Linked DNA regions of Homo sapiens: regions 2, 3, 4, 5 and 6 are each linked to region 1. Evidence: chromatin loops called from intact Hi-C (ENCODE). Cell type or tissue: PC-9. All regions are shown on one strand.

The links. A loop is a pair of places that touch in the nucleus more often than their neighbours do. Peaks named below come from ENCODE experiments on the same cell type or tissue, not always from the same donor. Only the 100,000 strongest peaks of a DNase experiment are listed, where the experiment ranks them.
Region 2: a loop joins it to region 1, with 11 times the contacts of the local background. A loop is called at or near these places in 53 of 110 quality-filtered maps.
Region 3: a loop joins it to region 1, with 5 times the contacts of the local background. A loop is called at or near these places in 44 of 110 quality-filtered maps.
Region 4: a loop joins it to region 1, with 11 times the contacts of the local background. A loop is called at or near these places in 6 of 110 quality-filtered maps.
Region 5: it touches region 1 in a loop (18-fold over the local background); 101 of 110 quality-filtered maps call a loop at or near these places.
Region 6: a loop joins it to region 1, with 13 times the contacts of the local background. A loop is called at or near these places in 27 of 110 quality-filtered maps.

What each region holds. Positions count from the first base shown.
Region 1 is chr2:38,272,630-38,276,629 of GRCh38, reverse strand. No RefSeq gene overlaps it. Among named protein-coding and RNA genes, the nearest start is that of ATL2, 100 kb to the left of the region's middle. In PC-9, CTCF peaks have their summits at 1,614 and 1,816 (motif pointing right); a DNase peak (open chromatin) is centred at 1,889; H3K27ac peaks cover 445 bases.
Region 2 is chr2:37,393,898-37,397,897 of GRCh38, reverse strand. No RefSeq gene overlaps it. Among named protein-coding and RNA genes, the nearest start is that of QPCT, 51 kb to the right of the region's middle. In PC-9, CTCF peaks have their summits at 1,631 and 1,834 (motif pointing left); a DNase peak (open chromatin) is centred at 1,787.
Region 3 is chr2:37,889,522-37,893,521 of GRCh38, reverse strand. No RefSeq gene overlaps it. Among named protein-coding and RNA genes, the nearest start is that of PIRAT1, 16 kb to the right of the region's middle. In PC-9, CTCF peaks have their summits at 2,215 and 2,417 (motif pointing right); a DNase peak (open chromatin) is centred at 2,391.
Region 4 is chr2:38,144,685-38,148,684 of GRCh38, reverse strand. All of the region lies in intron 2 of CYP1B1-AS1 (CYP1B1 antisense RNA 1), which reads right to left. It overlaps LOC107985871 (a long non-coding RNA gene), which reads left to right. Exons shown (of 4, transcript XR_007086290.1): 1 at 1-1,850. It also overlaps the pseudogene RNU6-951P. Among named protein-coding and RNA genes, the nearest start is that of CYP1B1-AS1, 16 kb to the right of the region's middle. RefSeq lists enhancers at 1,424-1,513, 1,544-1,723, 924-1,732, 1,804-1,903, 1,934-1,983 and 1 more. In PC-9, no CTCF peak of the experiment used is centred here; DNase peaks (open chromatin) are centred at 4, 1,564 and 2,094; H3K4me3 peaks cover 2,558 bases; H3K27ac peaks cover 4,000 bases.
Region 5 is chr2:37,983,074-37,987,073 of GRCh38, reverse strand. The region is part of intron 5 of RMDN2 (regulator of microtubule dynamics 2); the gene reads right to left. The region is part of intron 2 of RMDN2-AS1 (RMDN2 antisense RNA 1); the gene reads left to right. Among named protein-coding and RNA genes, the nearest start is that of RMDN2-AS1, 51 kb to the left of the region's middle. In PC-9, CTCF peaks have their summits at 2,092 and 2,292 (motif pointing left); DNase peaks (open chromatin) are centred at 1,553 and 2,263.
Region 6 is chr2:38,113,032-38,117,031 of GRCh38, reverse strand. It overlaps LOC107985871 (a long non-coding RNA gene), which reads left to right. Exons shown (of 4, transcript XR_007086290.1): 4 at 3,950-4,000. Among named protein-coding and RNA genes, the nearest start is that of CYP1B1-AS1, 16 kb to the left of the region's middle. In PC-9, CTCF peaks have their summits at 1,389 and 1,591; DNase peaks (open chromatin) are centred at 81 and 1,601; H3K27ac peaks cover 2,352 bases.

The sequences.
Region 1 (4,000 bases):
ATTCCTTTGAAAATATTACTGCTCATTGGCAATGCACCTGGTCACCTGTGAGCTCTGATGGGCTTGTATAAGAATATGTATTAATATTGTTTTCATGTCTGCTAACACATCATCCATTCTGCAGTCCATGGGTCAAGGAGTCATTTCGACTTTCGAGTCTTATCATTTAAGAAATATACTTTGTAAGGTATAGCTGCCATAGATAATGATTCCTCTGATGGATCTGGGCAAAGTAAATTGAAAAACTTCTGGAAAGAACTCATCATTCTAGATACCATTAAGAACATTCGTGATTCATGGGAGGAGGTCAGTATATCAATATTAATAGGAATTTGGAAGAAGTTGATTCCAGTCCTCCTGGATGACGTTGAAGAGTTCAAGACTTCAGTGGTGGAAGTAGCTGCAGATGTGGAAATAGCAAGGTAACTAGAATGAGAAATGAAGCTTGAAGAAGTAATTGAATTGCTGCAATCTCATTATAAAACTTTAACAGATGAGGAGTTGCTTCTTGATGATAAACAAAGAAAGCGGTTCCTTGAGATGAAATCTATTCCTGGTGGGGAGGCTGTGAACATTGTTGAAATGACAATAAAGGATTTAGAATATTACATACACTTAGTTGATTAAAGCAGTGGCAGCATTTGAGAGGATTGACTCCGATTTTGAAAGTAGTTTTGCTGTGGGTAAATGTTATCAAATAGCATCACCTGTGACAGAAATCCTTCATTAAAGGGAAAATCCACTGATGCCACAGACTTCACTGTCTTTAAGAAATTGCCACAGCCACCTCAACCTTCTGCAACCACCACCCTGATCAGTCAGCAGCCATCAACATTAAGCAAGACCCTCCACCAGCAAAAAGACTCACCGAATGCGCAGATGATTGTTACCACTTTTTAGCAATAAAGTATTTGTTAGTTAACGTAAATCCATTTTTTTAGACATAATGCTATTTCACACTTAATAGACTACAGTATCATGTAAACATAACTGTATATGAATTAGGAAACAAAAAAATTTGTGTGACTCGCTTTATTGTGGTATTTGCTTTATTTCAGTTGTCTGGAATTAAACCCACCGTATCTCCAGGGTATGCCTGTATATGAAATGTTGAAATCTTGGCCCTCGCATGACTTCTTTCATATTCAATAAATGTACCCCCAATTAAATATGATGCCTATCTTCCAATCTGTGCCTTCACTAATCCTAGAGAGATGGAGATAATCACTGGAGGGCTGGCGGCTGCAGGGGTCACCTGAGGCAAGGGATGGGAGATGGCACGGGGAACTTTGCGTGATCTCTGCAAGTTCTGCCGTCTTGGAGACAATTGGATGGTTTTTTACCTTATGGCTTTCAGATTCTAAGCTCTCAAAAAGTTATTGCTTGACAGTCACATTTAGAAAATTTACGTATATCCTTAAGTCTGAATATTCTAATTAGTTTTTTCAGTCTAGTGGAATTATTAGAGGATAGCAAGTTTGAATTGCTGACAATGCATACTCGGTAAGCACCAAGTTATTTTCAGAAACATATGAACGTTGCAAAACATTTGCATTTTTTTCTTGGGCCTGTAAAACTTGGTATTATGCCTACTCAGTCTGTAAGCATACTTTACTTATCTGTATGCTCATTTGTTCAACACATTTATTGAGTGCCTACTATATCCCAGGTACTATGCTACATGGTGGGGACACAGTGGTGAAACACATGCTGTCTTTTTTGCCGTAGCCTTTACATTTTAGCGAGGGATGCCAAATAATCTTGTCTACCAATGCTAAATTAATAAGTCCTGTTATTTACCTAGAGTACAGCAGGGGGCAGATGAAGCCCATCTTTCAAAATCATTTGTGGTAGCTCAGCATATCTGATGTAGCTGATTGTAATTGTTACTTAGTCCAGCTTTCAAAGGAAACTAGGATCTGGTTTTGCATTTATGCTCATTCATTATCTCATTTTAGGTATCCCTGGGATCAAATCTGGGGAAAAACAATGAACTGCAGGTACATTTCATCTTTCAGAGTAAATATTTTTCTGAAACAGTTGCTAGGAGAGGTTGCTAAATAAAATAATTCTACTCTGTTTTTTTTTTTTTTTTTTTTTTTTGAGACAGGATCTCACTCCATCACCCAGGTTGGAGTGTAGTGGCGCAATCTCAGCTCACTGCAACCTCTGCCTCCCAGGTTCAAATGATTCTCCAGCCTCAGCCTCCTGAGTAGCTGGGACTACAGGTGTTTTATATTTTTTAGTAGAGATGGGGATTTCACCATGTTGGCCAGGCTTGTCTTGAACTCCTGACCTCAAGTGATCTGCCCGCCTCAGTTTCCCAAAGTGCTGGGATTACAGGTGTGAGCCACCGCAGCCTGGCCTACTCTGATTCTTTTCAAAAATAAAGACTATTAAATTGGTTTAATATTAATTTAATACTTTACATAAGTCTAAATTTTTATTTAGGTGTTCGCTTAAATTGAACTGCAGCCACATTTTTATTGTTGCTAAGAGTATGGATAAAGAAACCATCATTCTCATTAGCAAATCTTTCGTCTGTTTCAGCAATAAGAGCCCCCCCCAATACATTCTCAGACTTTGAGTGAATAAGGGGAAATTTTCAGAAACAGAGAGAAAGTAAAGGTGTGTGTGTGTGTGTGTGTGTGTGTGTGTGTGTTTTATATATTGTTATGTCCACAAGAATTTTGTCTGCGTGATGTTTGAAGGGGCAGGAGAGAGGAAGGTCCTGGGGATGCTGGTCTTGCATTTTGGGCAGAGACCTCAGAAGAATATTTCTAATTTTGGACTTTTTAATGCTATGTTAGATTTGCTGGGTGCTTTAAAGCAGTATTTATTTGAGGTATGAAGCTAGATGTTTGAATTTCTTTTGTGAAGGAAAATCTGAGCTAGAGAGAGAAGTCACCTAAGCAAACACCTTTTGTTAACCAGTGTCCTGCTGGGTCTTTTTTTAATCTAAGGTTTCCCTGGCCCTGCTGTTCTATTACTCTCTTAGAAACAATCACAAGAAAACTGTGCTTACTCTCTCAGATTATGACGTCGTAGGGAGCTAGTGGATGAGTACATGTGGAAGGTGAGGTTAAATCAATTTCTAGTGGATCTGGGATCCAGTCACATCTTGTTATTCTATCAAATTATTTATCTTCCCCACTACCTAGTCAGTTCTGTGGAACAGGGTCATTTTTCTTTTGCTCACCATTGACTTTCCTATGTCCATTATGTTTTCCATATACCAGTGCTTTAAGATCATAAATAACAGCCCTCCCATTGACCTCATTAAAAAAGTCTAGAGAGATTAAGAAACATGGATAACACCCGGCACGATTTATTTGGTAATTGTGTTTGAGTAGTGTGTGTGTGTGTGTGTGTGTGTGTGTGTGAGAGAGAGAGAGAGAGCGAGAGAGATTTCCGAGAGTTTTCCAATCATCTGTTCCTGATCCACCTATGAATGCGTTGAAATGAGGAGGTACCAAGTAGGAATAGCTAAGGGACTCTTTGGAATGCCTTCTAACTTGACCATCTAACATTGCAGATTGTTTGAATTAAAAGGCCCCTACCTTGCCCCAGCCATCAAATTCAATATTCCTGAAGGGAAGTCACCCATATTTTATTGGAACAGCCACTAAATCTTGAGGCAACTACTCCCTTATTACACAAGTCTCGTTTCTTTTTCTTTTTGGGGACAAAGGAGAGATGTTTTTTTTTGAGACTGACTTTCGCTCTTGTTGCCCAGGCTGGAGTGCAATGGCGCGATCTCCGCTCACTGAAACCTCCGCCTCCCCAGTTCAATTGATTCTCCTGCCTCAGCCTCCTGAGCAGCTGAGATTACAGGCATGTGCCACCACGCTTAGCTAATTTTTTTTTTTTTTTTTAGACGGAGTCTAGCTCTGTCGCCCAGGCTGGAGTGCAGTGGTGCAATCTAGGCTCACTGCAAGCTCTGCCTCCTGGGTTCACACCATTCTCCTGCCTTAGCCTCCGGAGTAGCTGGGACTACAGG
Region 2 (4,000 bases), 880 kb after region 1:
AAACAGAAAGCAGATCAGTGGCTGCCTGAGGCTAAGAGTAAATAATAATTGACCGCAAACAGGCAAGAGGAAGCCTCTGGTGTGAAGGAAATATTCCAAAACCGGATTGTGATGATGTTGCACAAGTCAATAAATATACTAGAAATTATCAAACCGTACACTTACAATGGGTGATTTTTATGGTATGCATGTATAATAGACCTCACTAAAGCTGTTTTTAGGTAACTAGAAAAATGACAGTTACCTAGGTTTAAAATAGCATTTTTTCTATTACTTAATTTTTTTAAATAACTATTGTTTTTGTCATTTCCTGAACACTTATCATGAGAGAGGAGCTGGATATTACATTTTCAATGTTAGTATCTTATTTATATTCACCTCAACCCTATGAAGTGGTTCTATTTATTCCCATTTTTCAGAGGAAGTTACTGAGACTTAGAGCTTTGGCAACCTGGCCAGGATCAGAGAGAGATGGTAAGTAGCAGAGCTAGAGTTCAAACTCAGGCCTGTCTGACTTTAAAGCACAGGCCTATTCCCTAAGCCACACTGCTGCTCTGCTAAGGAGTGAAAAGGGTTTCAAAGAATCTTTTTTTAGCCAAAGAAAGAGTGGTTACTGAGGCCACAAAACCCTTTATTTCAAAGCATATCGCATGCTCTCTCAAAGCCAGTTCTAGATAATTTATTTCAAGACCTTTGCTGCTGACCTAAAATGGAAACTGGACAAGTGACTTAAAGACTCAGACCACCCAAGGTCTACCCAGCCTCTCCCAGCCTCTCATGATTTCTGGTTGGTTCAGCTGGTTGCAGAACAAATGAAATGAGTACCTCTGTTTAGTGCACATACAAATCTCCCAAGATGACCATTTAAATGGAAATTCTAGGGTCTCATGCTGAGATATTCTGGTCCAACAGGCCTGGGGTGGGGCCTCAGAATTGGTTTTTTTTTTTTTTTTTTTTAATTGAGAGAGGATCTCACTCTGTCACCCAGGCTGGAGTGCAGTGGTGCAATCACAGCTCACTGCAACCTCTGTTTCCCGGGCTCAAGCGATCCTTTCACCTCAGCCTCCCAAGTAGCTGGGACCACAGGCATGCGCCATCATGCCCAGCTAACTTTTTGCATTTTTGGTAGAGATGGGGTTTACCATGTTGTCCAGGCTGGTCTGGAACTCCTGAGCTCAGCAATCCTCCCGCCTTGGCCTTCCAAAGTTCTGGGATTACAGGTGTTAGCTACCGTGCCCTGCCAGAATCAGCATTTTTAACAAACATAGGAAAATTGTTAAAATCACAGGCTTCACTGATCAATGTACCCAGGTCTGAATACTGCCTTAAGCCATTGGCACCTTAGCATTGAGCATCTCTGAGCCTTAATCCCCTTATCTAGAAAAGAGTGTTGATAATAACTGTCTTTTAAAATTGCTGTGAATTTTTTATTACCAGATGCTTTGAGAAAGCCCTCAGTACGCAGTAGCTTTTTTTACACGTGTGTGTGTGTGTGTGTGTGTGTGTGTGTGTGTGTGTGTGTGTGTGTTTCCTAGAGAACCTGAGAGAATGGAGTTTTGCCAGCAGTCCAGATTGACTGCTTTTTCTCAGAATCAGCTCAGCAGCAAACACTGCTGGGCTGGAAGAAATCAACCCAACACAAAAAGCAAAATCACCAGGCCCACAGCCCTCAGGCACTGCCAATTTGTATCCCTTGTAAGAGACTTTTAATATTTGAAGCTGAATCTTATTGACTCACAAATTTATTCTGTTCTTGGCCTTCAAAAAGGATCCTGAAAAAAAAAAAATTAAGAGAAATCATGAGGCGAAGGTGACACCTACTGGCAGCGCGAGGGCCCTGCAGAGACCTTCCTGTTGCTCAGCTGCCTTGGCAGGGATTAATCCTCGAAGTACTCATCCTGCTGCCCTCGCAGGCAAAATACTATCAGTAAGGAAACAAGCAGACACGTAGCAAAACTTTACAGGCAGAAAGTTTACATCAAGTATTATTTATCAAAGTGAAATATTGGAAAGAATCTTTAGTGTTCGACAGTAGGAAACGGGTTAAATAAATTTTGGTACATCCATACAATGGAAGTACACAAGCAACAATTAAAAGCTTGTTTTTAAATCATTGTAATAACATGAAGAAATACTCGTATTAAAATAAGGGCTAAAAGCAGGTTATAGAACAACACAAATAGGATAATAATTAAGTAAAATTGTTGTATGTATATGCTCGTAGAAAGAAATCTAGAATGAAATGTAGAAAGTGATCATCTGTAAGATTAGTGTTTTCTTCTTTACACATGACAGTATTTTTCAATGCTTCTGCAATGGAAATGTATAGGGAATATAAAGCAAAAGAATAAAAAATAAATTCTTAATAAAGAAAAAGAATTTCAATGACATTTTAAGACAGAACCAGAGCCCCAAAACAGACACTGATAGAATAGTGGTGAATATCAGAGGCGAACAGTAAAGACTCAGATCTCAGGGACTATGATCAGAGAGGCCGATGAGAAACAGAGTCTGATCTATGCAATGACGTTAGCAGAATCAGATACGGCCACTTTGCAGGACAGTGGAACAAAAGAACAAAAATACAAGCCTGCGTCATTATCTAAGAGGCAGAAAGTTTTTTATTTTTCCTGGCCTAATCATCAGACTCTTACAACACCCTCTCTTTTTATCTCTAGAGAATTTTCATACATAAATGACTGATTAAAAGGTCTTCCCTGCTGGCTAAGTGCATACAACCGTCTCTGTCTCTTCAATGAATGTCTGATTGATGTACCTCTTATTTCTCCCACGGTATCGGGAGAGGCCCTGGCTCTATCACACACCAACTCTGAAACCAAAGGGAAGTCACTTGACTTCTCTCAGCTTCAATTTTCTCATTGATAAAAATAAAGATGACAATAGCCACCCAACTGACCTCCCACAGTTGCAATCTTTACATGAAATAATATGCTTTGAAAGCAACCCCGTGGGAATCACATGCAGGGTCATAGTAGCCAGTATCCTTCACTGAGTGATTAGGTGCCAGCCACTTCACAAGGTGTTTTCTTACATATTATTTCATTTAATCATCATAAAAAGCCTATGAATGAATATAATCTCCATTTTACACGTGGGAAACTTGAACTTATAACCTGATCAAAATTGAACAGGTTTTACATCGCAGAGCCAGGATTTGAATTCGGTTCTATCTCCAAAGTAAGGATCTTAAATAATAGGCTGTACTGCTCCACAGACTCTTAGAGCACAAAGGGACCCAACAAATCATTAGGCTGAGTCCCTGTAGTTAGCAGATGGGGACACTAAGTCTCAGAAGGGGAACATGACTTGCTGTTACAACTAACAAGAAACCACAAGTGTCTCTTCACAAGATACTAAGATCCATGGCATTGTCTTCCAGCCAATGTGGTTCCTGGTCACTCAAACCTCAGGGAGTGGGCTGGGGTTTCTGTTCTCATTTAGCACCACTTCTGCATTGCTGGTAACCAGAAACTTTTGAATCCACCCTGTTATTCAATGGCCAAATTACATATTCTGAACTGCACTGGGTGAACCTTTGAATTTCTGTGGAAAGTGAACTTCCACACAATCAAGTTTTCGCCATCACCAAAGCCAATGGGAGGGAGCAGAGGGGTGGGAGGCAGAGAGCCCACAAGTTGGAGGAGTCCAAGGTCACCAGCCAAGCTAAGCCCTAGATATACGTTGCCCCCCACATTTTATCATCTTAACTTGAACTCTTAAGAGTGAAAGGGGATGCTACTGATCATGACAGTCACCATCTCCATAAGGTGCTATTGTCAGAAGCACCATCTTGAAGGAGAAGCTAGCAAGAAACAGAGGTACCAGAACCTAAGTCAAAGGTTATGAGACCAGAGGCAGAACGATGAAGCTGGGTTTGAGGATCCCTCAGGTTGTGGTCCTGAAACAGTCAAATGATTTGCTTTTTATCAGTACCAAGGTGTCACTTCTCTGGTGCTGTGCCTTAGCACAGGTAGTGATA
Region 3 (4,000 bases), 380 kb after region 1:
TACACATGGAGGTACCTAGAGATGAGTAACTCAAAGGGATTGTTAGAACTTGGGCTTATATAACATCTTAACAAAAAAACCCAATACTTTTGTAGAGAATTAACAAGAGAAAGGAAAAGCACTCTGGACTTCATGGGGTAGCAAGTTGTGGGAAGATAAATGGGAAACTCATGGACGGTAAGGGCTGGTTGGTCAAGTTTGTTCCTCTGGTCTAGTGTGTGGGATATAGGATCTACGGTTGTCTCAGGGGACCAAGAACTGTCCTGCCCTTCCTGGAAGAAAAAAGGAGAGCAGAGTTTTTCTTCTGTCCACTTCTTAATTATCATCAGCTCAGAATAATCCTTACGTCTGTTAAAGCAAACTAAATATGGCCTGAGAAGGACTCTGTACTTCTATATTTGAGTCCTTGTGGATGAACTGCAACCTAGCTTAACTGGTAGACGAGACTGAAAACCTAACTAGGAGTATGCACCTGTAACAGTCACTGAGTCTTGGCCAATCCCAGCAGCCATACTTCAACCACTCATACACTGCTGAGTGTTCAACTTGTGTTCAAATAAGGCAAACGCCAAGCTGTAGCTAGTCAGGCTGTTTCTCACTTCCTATTTCTATATGTCACTTTACTTTTTTTTTGTCTATAAATTTGTTCTGACCACAAGGCACTCCTGGAGTCTCTCTGAGTTGGCTGCCCAATTTGTGAATTGTTCATTGCTCAATTAAACTCCCTTAAATTTAATTCTGCTGAAGTGGTTTTTTTTTTTTTTTTAACACGCCAAAGTGGCATATTTTGGGGTGGCATAATCTGCCACACCCTTCCTTCCTCCTGAAGAGTTTCTTTGAGGAATTCAACCACTACATTTGAAGCATGCAACTATGGCAAACCTAATTAGAAAAAGTTGTGCTGATTCAGGAAGCCCCAGTCCCCGACTGAGTGACAGTAGATAGATGTGGGTAAAACAGTATCTTATTCTTGGCAGCTGAAAGTAAGTGAGAGGAAAGGGGTGGTGGAGGAGAGGAAGCCAGCAGGAGAATAGAAGAGAAAGTGGAGTGCACGCTCCTGACTGAGCAGGTCCCGTAGTCGACTTGATTGACAGGATGAGACTGAGGAGAGGCAGTGTGATCTCTGGGCGGGAGGTCAGAGCCTCTAGGCCAGAATCATGGTGGAGTTCGAAGAAGAAGAATGAAGTTTGAATGAAGTCCAACTTCATTCCCTAGAGAATTCCCAGGGACCTGGCTGTTCAGAAAGGAGCCTTGGGCAACCGATGGTGCCAGGGCTCCAGATGATTCCACCCCTGAGATAGAGTCCTTTGAGTCCTACAAAGTCTGGACTTCATAACGAATAATGACGGTGTCTGTTAAGTGCTTCCTAGTTATGAAATGTGATAAGCATTTTAAAAATGCAGTGTCTCATTTGATAATCACAACAATCTGTGAGTTAAATATCATTAGCCCATTTTACAGATGAGGGAGTTGAGGTTTAGAGATGTAAAAATAAGTGGCCCAAGCCCACCCAACATATAAGCAAACAGAGATTCCAATGAAATTATCATTCCAAATTCATATTTTTAATCATTATACTGCACTGCCTTCCCTTGGGTGGGTTATGACTTTCTGGGGAGGAGCCTTTCTGGAGGTCAGTAGCCACATGTTATAGCAGGGTCTAAATTTAGGATTCACACGGCGTCTGAGCTGCGGACAGAGGTAAGGCGAGTGAGTGGGGACTCTACATACTTGGAATCTGCCCCTGAGACCTGGTCTAGGCTCTTCTTTGAGTGATACCAATTGCCTGTTTTGTTTTTTTTTCTCTGAGTAAACCTGACCATTTCAAGCTCATTGTCAGGATTAGAAACCCTGACAGATCGAGGAAGAGAAAGCGAAATGGAATAGAAAGGAGAATGGGGGTGAGAAAGCAGTAGGTACTGAGTGTGTCCAACTGGGTCCTGGTCTTAAGCGTTCATCTGTCTCACAACAGCCCTGGTGTTGTGGAATCGAAGGACAGAATAAGATCGTCCAGCAGAGACCAGGACCAGAGATCTGGTTAGACCATACATATTTGTTTAGGCAGAAATGAAGACCAGATAATGTAGGGAAGGTGTGTGTGCATGACAGGTGTGGGTGGGAAGGCGAACCCAGAGAAAGGGGATCCCTGTGGGTGGTGGGGACCAAGCACACGAGGGTTTGGAGCAGCCAGGAGGGGTCTATGGATCCATAGGACTTCAACAAAAATAACAGACAAGCTAGTGGGTTCTAGGTGTCATGTTTTGGCATCTAGCTCAACTATGCAGGTCCTCGGAGCCACCACAAAATCCAGACAGACCCCTGATCCCAGAACACATTCTGTCTACTCCCTGGCGCTTGGCTGTCAGACTCTGCCCAGTTTGGGTAGAAAAACCGGCCACAAGAGGGCAGTAGGAAGCCACCGACGCTGGCGGATCTGCAGAGGGCTGGGTGCTCTGGGATGGACCAATAGGTTCAGATAGAAAATGACCTGGGAAAAAATGACCACAGCACCCCTGAGTGCCCCTGGACACTGCTGCCTCAGCCCCACCCTGGACATTCTGATTCTGTAGCCTGGGTAGGGGCTGGCAGTCTGAATTTTTAACACACAGCCCATGTGATATGGGAACTGCTCCCCCCAAGTATGCAGAATCTTCCATTGCACTTCCTTAAACCAAGATGACAAATAGGATTATTAGGAGAATAATATCTGTTAAAATGTTTTATTGGGAACATAGATAATATGACAGTGCATATATAAAATATATGCACATTTCAAAGAAGAATAAACACTGTGAATAGCTGTGCAAACACCTCTTAGGTTAAAAAACAGAATGTCACCAGCATCCCTGTGCACCCCTCCCATCTCATATCCCTTCCTCTCCCCATAGGTAACCTTGAGACTCTCCCATGTGGATTCACGTGTGTGAAGATAAGTGCCTTGTATGAACAACTTACGTACTCTTATCTCTTATATTGATGGACATTTAGGTTTTTCGGTTTTTTGTTTGTTTCTTTTTTCCTGTTAGGGACAATGTTGCTATGGACAGTCTTGCACCTGGAGAATTTTTCAAGAGATTTTCTAGGGTATATACGTAGGAGTAGAATTGCTGGGGTTTTGTGTATGCATGGTAAGCATTTGATCACATCAATATTAGGGAGATTTTGTTTGTTTATTTGTTTGTTTTTGAGACAAGGTCTCACTTTGTTGCCCAGGCTGGAGTGCAGTGGCATGATCATAGCTCACTGCAGCCTCCACCTCCCAGGCTCAATCAATCCTGTCACCTCAGCTTCCCGCATAGCTGGGACTACAGACATGTGCCACCACACCCGGCTAATTTTTGCTTTTTTTTTTTTTTTTTTTGTAGAGATGGGGTTTCCCTATGTTGCCTAGGCTGGTCTTGAACTCCTGGACTCAAGTGATCCTCCAGTCTGAGCCTCCCAAAATGCTGGAATTATAGGCATGAGCCACTGCACCTGGCTGGGACTTTTTAAAGAGAGTGAAAAGGCAAGCCACACACTGGGATAAGATCTTTGTAATATGTATAATTGATAAAGGACTAATATCCAGAGTATATAAAGAACTATAAACCAATTTTTTAAAAGACAGATAGCCCAGAAGGAAAATGGGCCAAAGTTGCAAGCACTTCACAAACAAGAAAATCCAGAAGGTCACTAAAAGTATTAAAAGATGCCCAACTTCACTGGTTATCAGGGAAATGCAAATTAAAGCCACAAGGAGATATCAACACATAACTTACAGATTGGTCAAAATTAAGAATTAGTCAATATCAAGTATTGTTGAGGCTATGGAATAATAGAAAACTCTCAGTCATTGCAAAATAAATTGATATAATCACTTTGAGAAACACTGATATCATCTAGCTAATCCTCTGTGGGAGCACAGGTTGGAGAATGCAATTGAATCTGGGAAGCCAAATGTTAAGTGCTGATGTGGCTCTGTGAAGGGAGTTTGCCCAGAGGTCTAAGGAAAGCTGTTGCC
Region 4 (4,000 bases), 130 kb after region 1:
GGCTGTGGGCCAATATCATTAGGCAACTTTGTGACTTGGTCATTGAGCAATGATCGAGGTCCTATTTGAAAGCTAAGGTCAAGCTTATGAAGCAATGCCAGCTTGTAACATCGTGCAGGTTTATTTAACACAGATGAAACCAAGACATATCTTTACCATCCAGGAGTAAATTATCCCAGGCACAGGGAAAGATGAAGTAGGAATGTTTCTTTTGGTGTCTTCCATGTCTAGTTTCAGAGACCCCATTCAGCTCCCATCTCACTCTGTATCTCACCCCTGGCCTGTGCTCTATTCTCTCAGGGCCACGATCCTTCCTTTAGTCTTCCTCCATCTCTCCATCCCTCTTTCCTTCCTTCTTTCCTCAAATATATTTTTTGAAACAGTACTCAGGATTTTATTTGTTTATGTTTTAATTTCAACTTTTATCATAGATTAAAGGGTACACATGCAGGTTTATTACATGGGTAAATTGCATCACCCTGAGGCTTGGGATCCCAATGATCCCATCACCCAGGGAATAAGTATAGGACGCAACAGGTGGCACTCCAGCCCATGCCCCCTGCTCCCTTCCTTCCCCATCTAGTGATCCCCAGTGCCTATTGTTCCCATCTTCGTGATCATGTGTCTTCAACGTTTAGGCCCCACTTACAAGTGATAACATGCAATATTTTGTTTTAGGTTCTTACATTAGGTCATTTATGGAGGTCATAATGCCTTCCACCTCCATCCATGTTGCGAAAGGACATGATTTCATTCTTTTTTATGGCTGCATAGTATTCCATGGTGTATTTGTACCTCATTTTCTCTCTCCAATCCACTGTTGATGGGCTCTTAGGTTGATTCCATGTCCTTGCTATTGTGAATGGTGCTGCAGTGAACATAGGAGCATATGTGTCTTTAAGATAGGATGAATTACTTTCCTTTGGGTATATACTCAGTAGTGGGATTGCTGGGTCTAATGGTTGTTCTATTTTGAGTTCCTTGAGAAATCTCCAAACTGTCTTCCACAGTGGCTCAACTAGTTTGTGTTTCCATTAAGAGCATATAAGCTTTCCCCTTTCCTCTGCAGCCTCACCAGCAACTCTTATTTTCTGTCTTTTTAATAATAGCCATTCTGACTGGTGTGAGATGTTATCTCATTGTGGTTTTGATTTGTATTTCTCGAAATTATGGAATGCTGCATAAATTTGTGTGTCATCCTTGTGAAGGGGCCGTGCTAATGTTCTCTGTATTGTTCCAGTTTTAGTACATGTACTGCCGAAGCGAGCACTTGAATATTTTTTGAGCACCCGGTATGTGCCAAGGGTAGAGCAGAAAGTCTCTTCTCCCATGGGTCTTATATTCTAGTCAGGCGAGACTTACTACAAACAAACATAGAGCCATTGAACATATCAGGTGGTAAAAGGTGCCACGAAGGAAAATGAAATAGGGGAAAGGTACACTCAGCATGTCCAGGAAAGACTGGTCTGACAGGATGCTCTCTGAGGAGAGCCTTGGAAGCAGTGAAGGGGAAGCCAGATGGGTATGTGGGGGCGAAAACAAGGGGGGCCCAAGGCCTCAGGTGGGAGCCATTCTCGAATCAGCAGGGAGGCCTGTGTGGCCTCACTGCTGAGTCAGACAGAGAGGAGGTGGGAAGAGATGAGGTCAGAGGGAACTGAGGGTCAGATGGTATGGTAAGAGCTGGCTGTATCTGACTCAGCTTCAGGAATTTGCCTTCCCAGGGTCAGTTTTCTTAGTGGCTTCTTAATTACTGAAGATACATCAAAACTAAAATGAATGAATCTGAAGTGTCCTTTCAATTTTGGGGGAGAAATACTTGAACAAGGGGCACCTCCCTTCAAACCCCACAGGTATCTGCTTTTGAAAGCTTTGCTTCCCTTCTCCTCTCTAAAAGTTGTTTCCAGGCTGAGGAGCTGCGGGGGTGGCGGGAGAAGGGGGACTTCCTGAAGCAGGAACAGAAAACACCAGACTGTTCTCTGGCAATAAGCCTCCTCCCACCCAGCAGACATCTCAGTGGGGGGAGGTGAGGCAGGAGGTGGGTGACGCGTCGCGTGTGGCCTGGCCCCACTGTCCCTGCCCTCCTCACAACGGGCCTCAGCTTCTTGTGGCTTAAAACCTCTCAGGTGTCAACCAGTTCTTTTTCCTGAAGCAAGGGCAAGCTTTGGGATTCTGTAAGCCTTGAAAAAAATGTGCTCACAGACTTGTGGTAATCTCATGGCTCTCACTTGCTTTTCTGGCACTCTTTCACTTTACATCTGTGGGGTTGAATCACCAAAAAATGTTCAGCTGAGTTTGCATGTCAAAATAAATTAATGACCATTTTGTTTTTCTACTGAGAATGGGGAACCCAAGGGGTCAAGTGGCATTTTAAAAAGTATGCATTTGACCTGTGGAACAAGAGACAGCCTTTAGTTCTAAACAGGAAAGTCAGTGGTAGTATTTAGTCAAAAGAGGGATAGAGCTCATGCTTTCTTTTCTTCCTCTTTCTTTTTTAAAGGACCAAATTCTTGACTGAAAGTTGTATTTTTGTGAGGAATGAAGGCCTTTTTATAAGGAACGATCAATCTCTCCCAGCACTTTTCTTTCTTACTAAAAAAAAAAAAAAAAAAAAAAAAAATCTAAGAACTTCTATTACTAAAAAACTACCTAAGAACTTCTGTTCTTTCTCCTTGTATGTGTCTGTCTGAGATACCGAAATTCACCCAAGAAACAAAGTATCACATGAGCATCAGCAATAGATAAAAATGACTAAAACCAATAAAGCCAACTTACTGAAGAGATTCTGCCCTGTGTTCCAGATGGGCACGTACTTGGCCTTACTTGCCCGGTGATGTATTTCTACCCCTGACATCTGCCTTTTCTACTACACATAATTTCTGCATCATCCCTTGATTCATCCCTTACTTGAGTTTTTAAACCCCAGACTATTTACTGGATTTTCACCTTTATAAGCTATCACCATCTCTGTAGAAATTTCTGACATCAACTCATTTCTGGTCACCAGTCATCGCTTCAGAGTTGGTCTTAATAATCACCCTCACCTTCCCAGGGTTACTCTTTTCAATACAGCGCCCAATAATATCCCGCTCTTACACATGCTGATCCTATGCCACCAAGATAACTATATCCCAACCCAGCCAGGGGCTAGACAATACAGTATGGAATCCCTTGAAAATGAAAGTGCTTGTGCTAGACGTGAAGCATTAATCAGGTGAAGATCCAGGATTTGTGATGCTCTTGATGACAGAATCATTCTGATTCCTTCTCATGGCTTACAGGAGGGAAGGACAAAGTGAGTCACCAGTCCCAACAGTAGATACTTTTTGATGATGGTTTGTACTTCATCTTCCAGGGACCAAAAGATCAGTTTTAATATTCCAGTTTAATTTTGAAGGCAGAAGCAAAAAATTCTTCTGAGAATCCTAAGTGCAAAGAACCAACTGACTCTGTTTCTGTGTTACTTGATTTTCTTGCTGCCTTAGCAGCCCCTTTAGCATCTTCCTCTGCTTAGGCCATTTGTTAGAAAGGTAGAGTGAGAGCTAAGCATGAGTATAAGAAAGATTCATGGAAGAGTACTTTTTATTCATTATTCACTGATTCAGTAAATATTTATTAAACATCTACACTATGATTGATACTAGAAATATGAGTGTGCCAAAACAGACACAATTCTTGATTTCATGACAGTTATAATTCAGTAGGGGTGTCATACCTGAATGAAAGAATCACGGAAATAGATGTGAAATTACAAATGTTATAGGGACTACAAATGAGAGGTACACTGTGCCACTGTGAGCATAAGTGTGAGATTGACTGGCCAAGGAATTCAGGGAAGGCTTCCCCCAAGAAAAGGACAATTGATTTCAGGTTTGGAGGAGGTGATGAGGAGAGAAAAGAGCAGTTAATACAGATGGAATAGCACAGGCAAAGACCAGAGGCAGATACACTCCAGGAAATCCAGAACAGTATATAGGACCAAGACAACAGAGAGGGATAGGAG
Region 5 (4,000 bases), 290 kb after region 1:
TTTACAAAGACAATCATATCATTGTCTTTGCAAACAATTTTATTTCTTCCCTCCCAATCTGCATACCTTTTATTTTCTTTTCTTGTTATATGGCATTAGCTAGAACTTTCAGTATAATGTTAAAAAGCAGTGGTAAGAGGGAACATCCTTACCTTGCTCCTGATCTTAGTTTCTCAATGGTGGGAAAGCAAGTTTCTCACCATTAAGTATAATGTTAGCTGTATGTTTCCTGTAAATGTTCTTTATCAAGTTGAGGAAAATTGATAAAATTTTCCTCAACTTGATAAAGTTTGCTGAGAGTTTGCTAGTTTGCTGAGAGTTTCTTTCTTTGCACTATCAATGAGTGTTAGATTTTGTCAAATGCTTTTTCTGTGTCTGTTAAAATAATCATGTAATTTTTTTCTGCTTTGGTGTGTTAATGTGGTGGATTATAGTAATTGATTTTCAAATGTTGAACTGGTCTTGCAGACCAGGAATAAATCTCACTTGGTTATATAATTCTTTTTACACATTGTCAGATTCAATCTGCTAATATTTTATTGAAGATTTTTGCTTCTATATTCATGAGAGATAATGGCCTACTACAGTTTCCTTCCAGTGTCTGATGTTGGTATTAGGGTAATGCTACACTCAAACAATGAGTTAGGAAGTGTACCCTCTACTTCTATCTTATGTAATTGGTATAATTTTCTCCTTAAGTATTTGGTAGAATTTACCAATGACCCCGTCTGGTCCTGATGCTTTCTGTTTTGGAAAATTATAAATTATTTATTCCATTTTTTCAATAGAAGTAGGCCTATTCAAATTATCTACTCACCATGTTATTTTGAAATGGCCTCTGCCATTCTGTTCAATGTTTCCTCTCAACGAGTTCCAGTTTGGGGAACAATTCTAATCCTTCCAAATTCAATATGACTACCTCCCCAAACTCTCTATTTTTGTCATGGGCATTATCATTTTCCAAATTATTTGGACTTAAAACTTTAGGCCACTTTCTATTTAAATATACTTTTAGAACAGCTTTGAATTTACAAAAAAATTCTCATAGTACAGACAATTCCCTTACATGCCACACCTAGTTTTCCCTATTGTTAACATCTTACATTACTACAGTACATTTGTCAAAACTGTACCAATATTGATATACAATATTGATACAAAATTGTCACAATGAACCAATATTAATACACTATTAACTAAAATCTATATTTTATTCAAATTTCTATCATATTTCCCTATTATCCTTAGTCATTTTTGACATCTTTCTCTCCATCCTTCCTTTCATATTTACTTCTATTAATTCATAACTTGTTAGGTATCTTTTTCAACATGTTAAAATCTTTTGAGTTACTGTTGTGATCCATCATATACCCTGTTACTTCTAATTTTGTGTTCTCTGTAACTTTTACAAGCATACTTTCTATATCTTCACCCACCAACAAAATTACTGAACACACTGGGGACCAAGATACAGACCTGGCCCTAGAATCACCCCCAGATTGACAGTGATCTGTTGCATAACTGAGCCTCAAACCGTTTAGTCAGCATGGGTTAGCTGACTCAAAGCTTGACCACATTTCTACATCTTGTCCAAAAAATGTTATGAGTGAACTTGCCTCAGTGCTTTACTTCAATCCAGGTATACTGGATTGATTTCCCTACTCTACTAGCAAAATAAATAAATAAATAAATAAAAAACAGATCATTTCACCTTTTTAGAAAAATCTGTCTTGGTTCTCTTTCAGCGTACACACTTATCTAGAGATGCACAAAACAACCCATCTAACCGTGCTGGAATGAAAAGCATAGATGCTATGTTCACTGGTCTATAGTGGTAGAATCTATCTTCTGCTATTTTCTGCAAATCAGAACTACTTATGGATATCTCTAGGCTTTTATTTTGCTCTCTCAACATATTCTCTCCAAGTTACTCTGAGTCAAGGGAAAAAAAACCCCATGATTTATAAATACCATAATATGAAATATGTACATTTTCCCTTTTAAATAATCTGCCCCTAGAGTTACATTTTTCATATTTTTTTGGAATCTGCTTCTTTAAAGTTTAAAATATTATCTATCATTTTATGTATCATAAATTCAAAGCTACCTGGTCACTTTCTCCCAAAGGGTCATTACTTCTTTTCTTTCAATCCATTCTACCTATGTTTGTGTGTGTATCTGATTTTTTAATACTGTTCATTTAAAATACTTAATTTTATTTTTTTTTCTCAAATACTCAGGCTGATGGAAATTCTGAAAAAAGTTAATTCACAACATGGTATATTACCTCCATCTAGAGGTCATTCTAACTACATATGTTTTGACAAGAACACTGTATTTTTCTTTGCATTGATAGTGAATATATCCTTAATCATTGACTATCATACTGTTTCAACAACTACTAAAACAACTCCATTAATTTCCCTGCAGTATTTCTCATTCAGCACCAATGCTGTTTATACTATGAAAAAGCAGAGGCAGCATACTGTTAACAGAAAAATGACTAGGCATATAAGAATACAAAACTGGGTTCTAGTTTCTGTTTTTCCACTTGTTGTATTGCTCTGATTACTAATCAATACACACATTCATGCGTGCATGCACACATACACACAGTACCTTGCTTACCCCATCTATAAAGTGAAAACAAGCTGCTCTGTAAATCACATGTTCTAAGACATGTGGATATAATTTGCAAAGGGTAGAGCACAACCAATATGTAAGACATTACTTATAATTAAGGTCTGGCTTATTTGGCCAACAAACTGCAAATCCATTGGTCACTTTATTCTCATTCTCTTGATTCCAGGAGTATTAAATATTTTTTGTCAGTAGAACAAAAACAACTGAATCTTATAGAAAGCATATACAGCCTTAAAGTTACAAAGTCATTTCATTTTAGAAAAGATAGAGATAAAACTAAGTCATTAGAATGATCTGTATTTTTCAATCATTCCCAAATCATACTAACCCTTTTTGAAATTTATTCTTAAAGATTACATCTTTTGTTTCAAACTGAAGGTTTGTAAACCATCATATAATACTGTAAACGATGGGTCTGCAAACTCTTGCAGTAGGGCCAGATAGTAAACATTTTAGACTTTGGGGCCAGTCTTTTGCAACTACTCTGCTGCTGTGCAAAAATGCCTGTGTGTGGCTGTGATCCAATAAAACTTTATTTACAAAAACAGGCAGTCAAATTCATCTGCAGGCTATAGTTTGTCATTCATGCTGAATGAATGAGAATATGTCTTATTATCATACTAATAAATTCAGCCTTAATTCAGTTTTAACATAATTAAAGAGAGTCCAGCAGAATAAGATTTGAACATTTTATTATAATTAATTATAAAATCAGGCCACCTAAATTTCACCCATTGCTTCTCAAGTCAAAGTTTAAATTTCTTTTTTCATCCCCTCAAACATCTACTATTTAATTTAAGGAGGACTTTTGCATTCAGTGGGATATAGTATAAGAATTAAGATTAAATTGACATTTAAATTTCTCAAATCTTAATCAACTGATTAATTTTATTTTTTTAATTCAAAACTGATACTGAATAAGAAATTAGGTGAAACACAATTGAATCACTACTCTGTGTTTTGATAAGATTTAATACTGGGGTTAAATGCTATGATTATAAACAAGACAAGGCATTTAGTTCTCAACAAAAAGTAAAAGAAGATGAACAAAGGAGATGTAACCAGATTAGTGGAAGACAGACTGGGAAACCCAGAGTTCAGCATCATCTATGCTCACAAGATACATTTCAAGGTACTTAATGAAGCCCTCAGAGAAAATTCAAATTCAACATTGCTCCTCTATGAAAATTTGGAAACCCACACTGATAAATAACCTCAAATTGACGATTTACACCAAATGCACATTTTTAATGTGATTCTTCATGGGTACAGATGCATGTGGGAGAGAAGGAAGAGGACAGAGGATGGGAAAGGAAGAGCAATAGACGAGGGAGAGAAAGAAGAGAAGGAAGAGGAG
Region 6 (4,000 bases), 160 kb after region 1:
AATGATGCCTCAAGGGAATATTTGAGTGAAAAGGATAGGCCTTAAGCCAACAGTTCAGAAATGACTCATTTAAATCTGCAGAACTGAGAGAGCCCAACCCAGGCCTTCCAGTTTGGTCATAGAATCAGAAGATTTTTCAAGTCGGAAGGAACCTTGATGCTCAACAAGTCCTAATCCCATTTTGTAGATGAGGAAACTGAGGTTCAGAAAGATATTATGAAAGTGCCAGACAGCTGGGTACTCCCCAGGCAGCACCTTCACAAGACTTACCTGGTACCCCAATTTGACTCCTGTCATATTTCAGTGGGGGGGATTTAAGCCAAAATATATCACAATTGGTTCTTTGAACCCTTTGTTTCCTGGCAAATCAAAGTTCCTCATTTGTAGTAAGAACTCAAAGAGCAATGTTCCTATCACCACACTGGAAGTCCAGTCTTCTTTTAGACCTCACTAGTGATTTCTTTCTAGAAGTCCCTAGGGAAAGTCCTCACAAATAATCCAGACTTCTCTCTGCAGTGCCTGTGCTCTTGGTCTGCACCCCTTGCTACCTTCTGCTACTTCAATTATTATTTCTTCGTACTCCTTGCTCACAATCCAGGCTGCTGTCAACTGCCCCCCACCCCCGCCCCCCCCACCCAGTGCAACTCTATCTCTGCTCAGCCGGTGAGCCATTGTCCAGGTTCCTTCTGGCTGTCCCTGGATTGCCACTTATTCATGTTCTTTTCCCTTTCTAGCATGAAGAAAAACTCCTGTTCCATGGCAGCTGATTTCTCCCAGGAGATCTGGGCCTCTGGTGGGCAAATTGCTGCTCTCTTCCCCAGCAAGCTTCTCCCTGGAACACATGTGCACTCGGGGGAATGGGTTTGACCAGGGCTGGTTCCAACCCAGCATTACACTGTCTGTGGGATCACATCTCTTTCCAACATCCAGTTCTGACTCCCATTCCCCTCTGTTTAGCTGCTTCTTCACACAGGATGCTTCTCAGAAACTTCACTTCCAAATTATGGGGTGGGATTCAAGCTGGAATTCTTCATCTATGATGAAATTTTAAAATGGTATTCAAAGCTTTGTGCAAAATAGCATTTTATGGTACGTAAACCTCTAATTTTTATCAGACTCTCAAAGGGATCTGCTAGAGACCACGGGCCTCTAAAGCTCTTTAAGTTCTAATGTTCTGTGACCCTGTGATTGCATAATATGATTTTGTGGCAAATTTGCCCAAAGCAGAAGCATTCAGTCACTCTCCCAAACTGCTCTATTACATTCCTAAGTGAGTACAAGAGTGTATGCAAGCATTTTAGCCTTATTCGCACAGAAGATATTATATTAAGAGAATAATCAAGGATTCAGCATCAAAAGCTTTATCAGCAAGATATTAGTACTCTACCTAGAAGACTATTCTAACCTCAAGTACTATAAATATTAGGAGATCTTTATTTTCATAGCAGCAAGATCTTGGAAACTGTACTGGTGAAAAAAAGATGGTGCTTAGAACTCCTGCCTCCCTTTTTAGTTGCTCTTTCTGTTCAAGGAGTGGGATGCATGGGAAAGGTGGCCTGGCTCCCTTCTCCTCTGTGTAGCCTGTAGTTCTACGATTGGCCCCTAGACGGCGATCTTGTGTTAGTGAGGGACATGGTAACTAAATGAAGTGGGAGCCGGCAGTGACTGATGGCTGAAACTGTCAACAGATCAAATGGTAAGAAGTGAATAGTAGTGATTTTTAACCGTGGTTGCAGGATGAAATTGGAAAAGTAACACAAAATCTTCCTATATTACTTAGAAGGAAATTTGGAAACACTTAGAATTAGTCTGTGTATTGAAAACATGATTTAAGTGTGATATTTAGAGGAAACTGTCAATTAAAAAAAATTTTTAAATTATGGTAAAATACATATAACATAAAGTTTGCCACGTTAACCATTTTACAAATGTGCAGTTTTTAAACCAAGTGCACAATCGGTAGTGTTAAGTGCATTCATGTTGTTGTCCAACCAGTCTCCAGAACTCTTTCCATCTTGCAAAGGTGGAACTCTGCATCCATTAAACGGCAACTTTCCGTTACCTCCTCTCCCAGCCCCTGGCAAACAGTATTCTACTTCCCATGTCTATGAATATGAGTGCCTCAGAGAAGTGGAAAAAAGTATTTGTCTTTTTGTCACTGGCTTATTTCACTTAGTATAATATTCTCAAGTGGGACCTGCCAATTTTCATTACAAAATTATTTTTTAATTTGTAAAGAAAAACTGGCAATTAGTAAAAACCATAAGACTGGACATTGTCTCATGCTCACAGCTTCACAGGCAAATGCACTCATTCAAACCAGTAAAAGTGAAAACCTCCATCCACAAGACCCACCAGGAGGTCTCATAAGGCTCTATTAAACCTGCAAACTCACAAGACTGCCAAGGCCCACTCTAGACAGCAGTTGACCCAGAAGATTCATAGGCCAGGAGGCAGAGCATGTCAGTAGGGCACATCCAGACTTCCTCTTCTGCGGGACCTCGCAGCAGACCACAAAGCCATCCACACAGTGGGCAGAAGCTATTCTCTTTGGCCCCCATGTGGACTGAGTTGTGAAGAAATGAGACTCACATCAGTGGGGTGTGGAGGCCACACTATATGAGAGGCCCTGTATTTCACAGCAGCTAATATCTCTTGGAGGAACTCCATGGCCATAACTTTCATGGTCTTCTCAAGGTCATGCCAGTTACAAGGGTCACTGCACTTAGGGAAACTCGAAAATATGGCTTCTTCTCTGGTATTTATAGTTGTCCCAATCCAGATAGGATTTACCAATCAGGGCCCACTTGTACTTTCCTTTATCAGGTTTCCATGGGAACAGAGCTAGGAAGTTAGCCAAAAATCAAATGCTCATGCAAAACTGGAAAGGGTTTCGTTAATCCTTTATTCACTGCCCTTCACATGGTTAGATTACAAAGTCTGACAAAGCATCCAGTTAAATAGAAAGGAGTCAGAATGACAAACTGATATGAAGAACTAAATTACACAATGGCATTTGTCATCTCTTATTTGTTACAGCTGCTTTGGTGTTCAAAATGGATGCGACTTTGCACAATGCCTGGTTACTTCTGGGGAAAATTTTCCATTTCAAAGCTTCATAAGAGAATAAATTATATTTGGGGGGTGGATTTAAATACAATTGGAAGAGGGTTTCTCTCTAAAGTAATTTCTATAGAAAATAGTGAACAGAGATTAAGAGAGCAAGGAAAAACAAATCTGGGCTCCAGAAGGAAGCCAGTTAAGAAAGTTGACTGCCAGAGGGCTGGTAATTCAAGAACAAGATGAGAGATATGGTTTGGCGGAGCCCCTTTCTTTATCCCTCACCTCTTTGGTTCTCCCTGCACCTTCTGCTGAAGTTTGGGATTCTGTAACTAGAGATAAATCTGTTCATTCCACAATGACATGTAAAACTTAATGTACAAATACCTTAAGAGAGAATTATTACAAAGTCTAAGAACGCAGAATCACAAAATGTTTAAGTAGAAAGAAGTCACAGAGCTCACCTAGCAAGCTCTTTATCTTGTAATGAAGAAACTGGGTCTCAAAGAAGGTAAGCAGCATTCCCCAAGTCACACGGACTGGTAGTAATGGAGCTATGGTTAGAACCTCAGATGCTTGACACACAGCCGATCCAATATTATATTTTTTTCCTAAGAGGGGAAAGAGGAAGCATGTGGAAAGGGAAGAGAGGAGTGCTGACTTGGGAAGAAGGCAGCAGGGCAAGAAGAGGGAAGGCACAAAGGCATTTCTTCCTGGCAGTGGCTGCTCCCTTGTTGCAGGTTAGCTTCCCTTTTTGATGCAAGGCGAGGACTCCACATGGGTAGGAAAGGGCATGGGGCCAGTAATTTGTTAACTCTGATCTTGCTAAAAAGGAGTCTCTTTTTAATCTTCAAAAGAGAAAGTAATTTGCTCTTTAATCATTCTTCAGGGGCTTTGGAACTGCACATAGAAAAACTATGACTTCCTCAGGATACAAAAT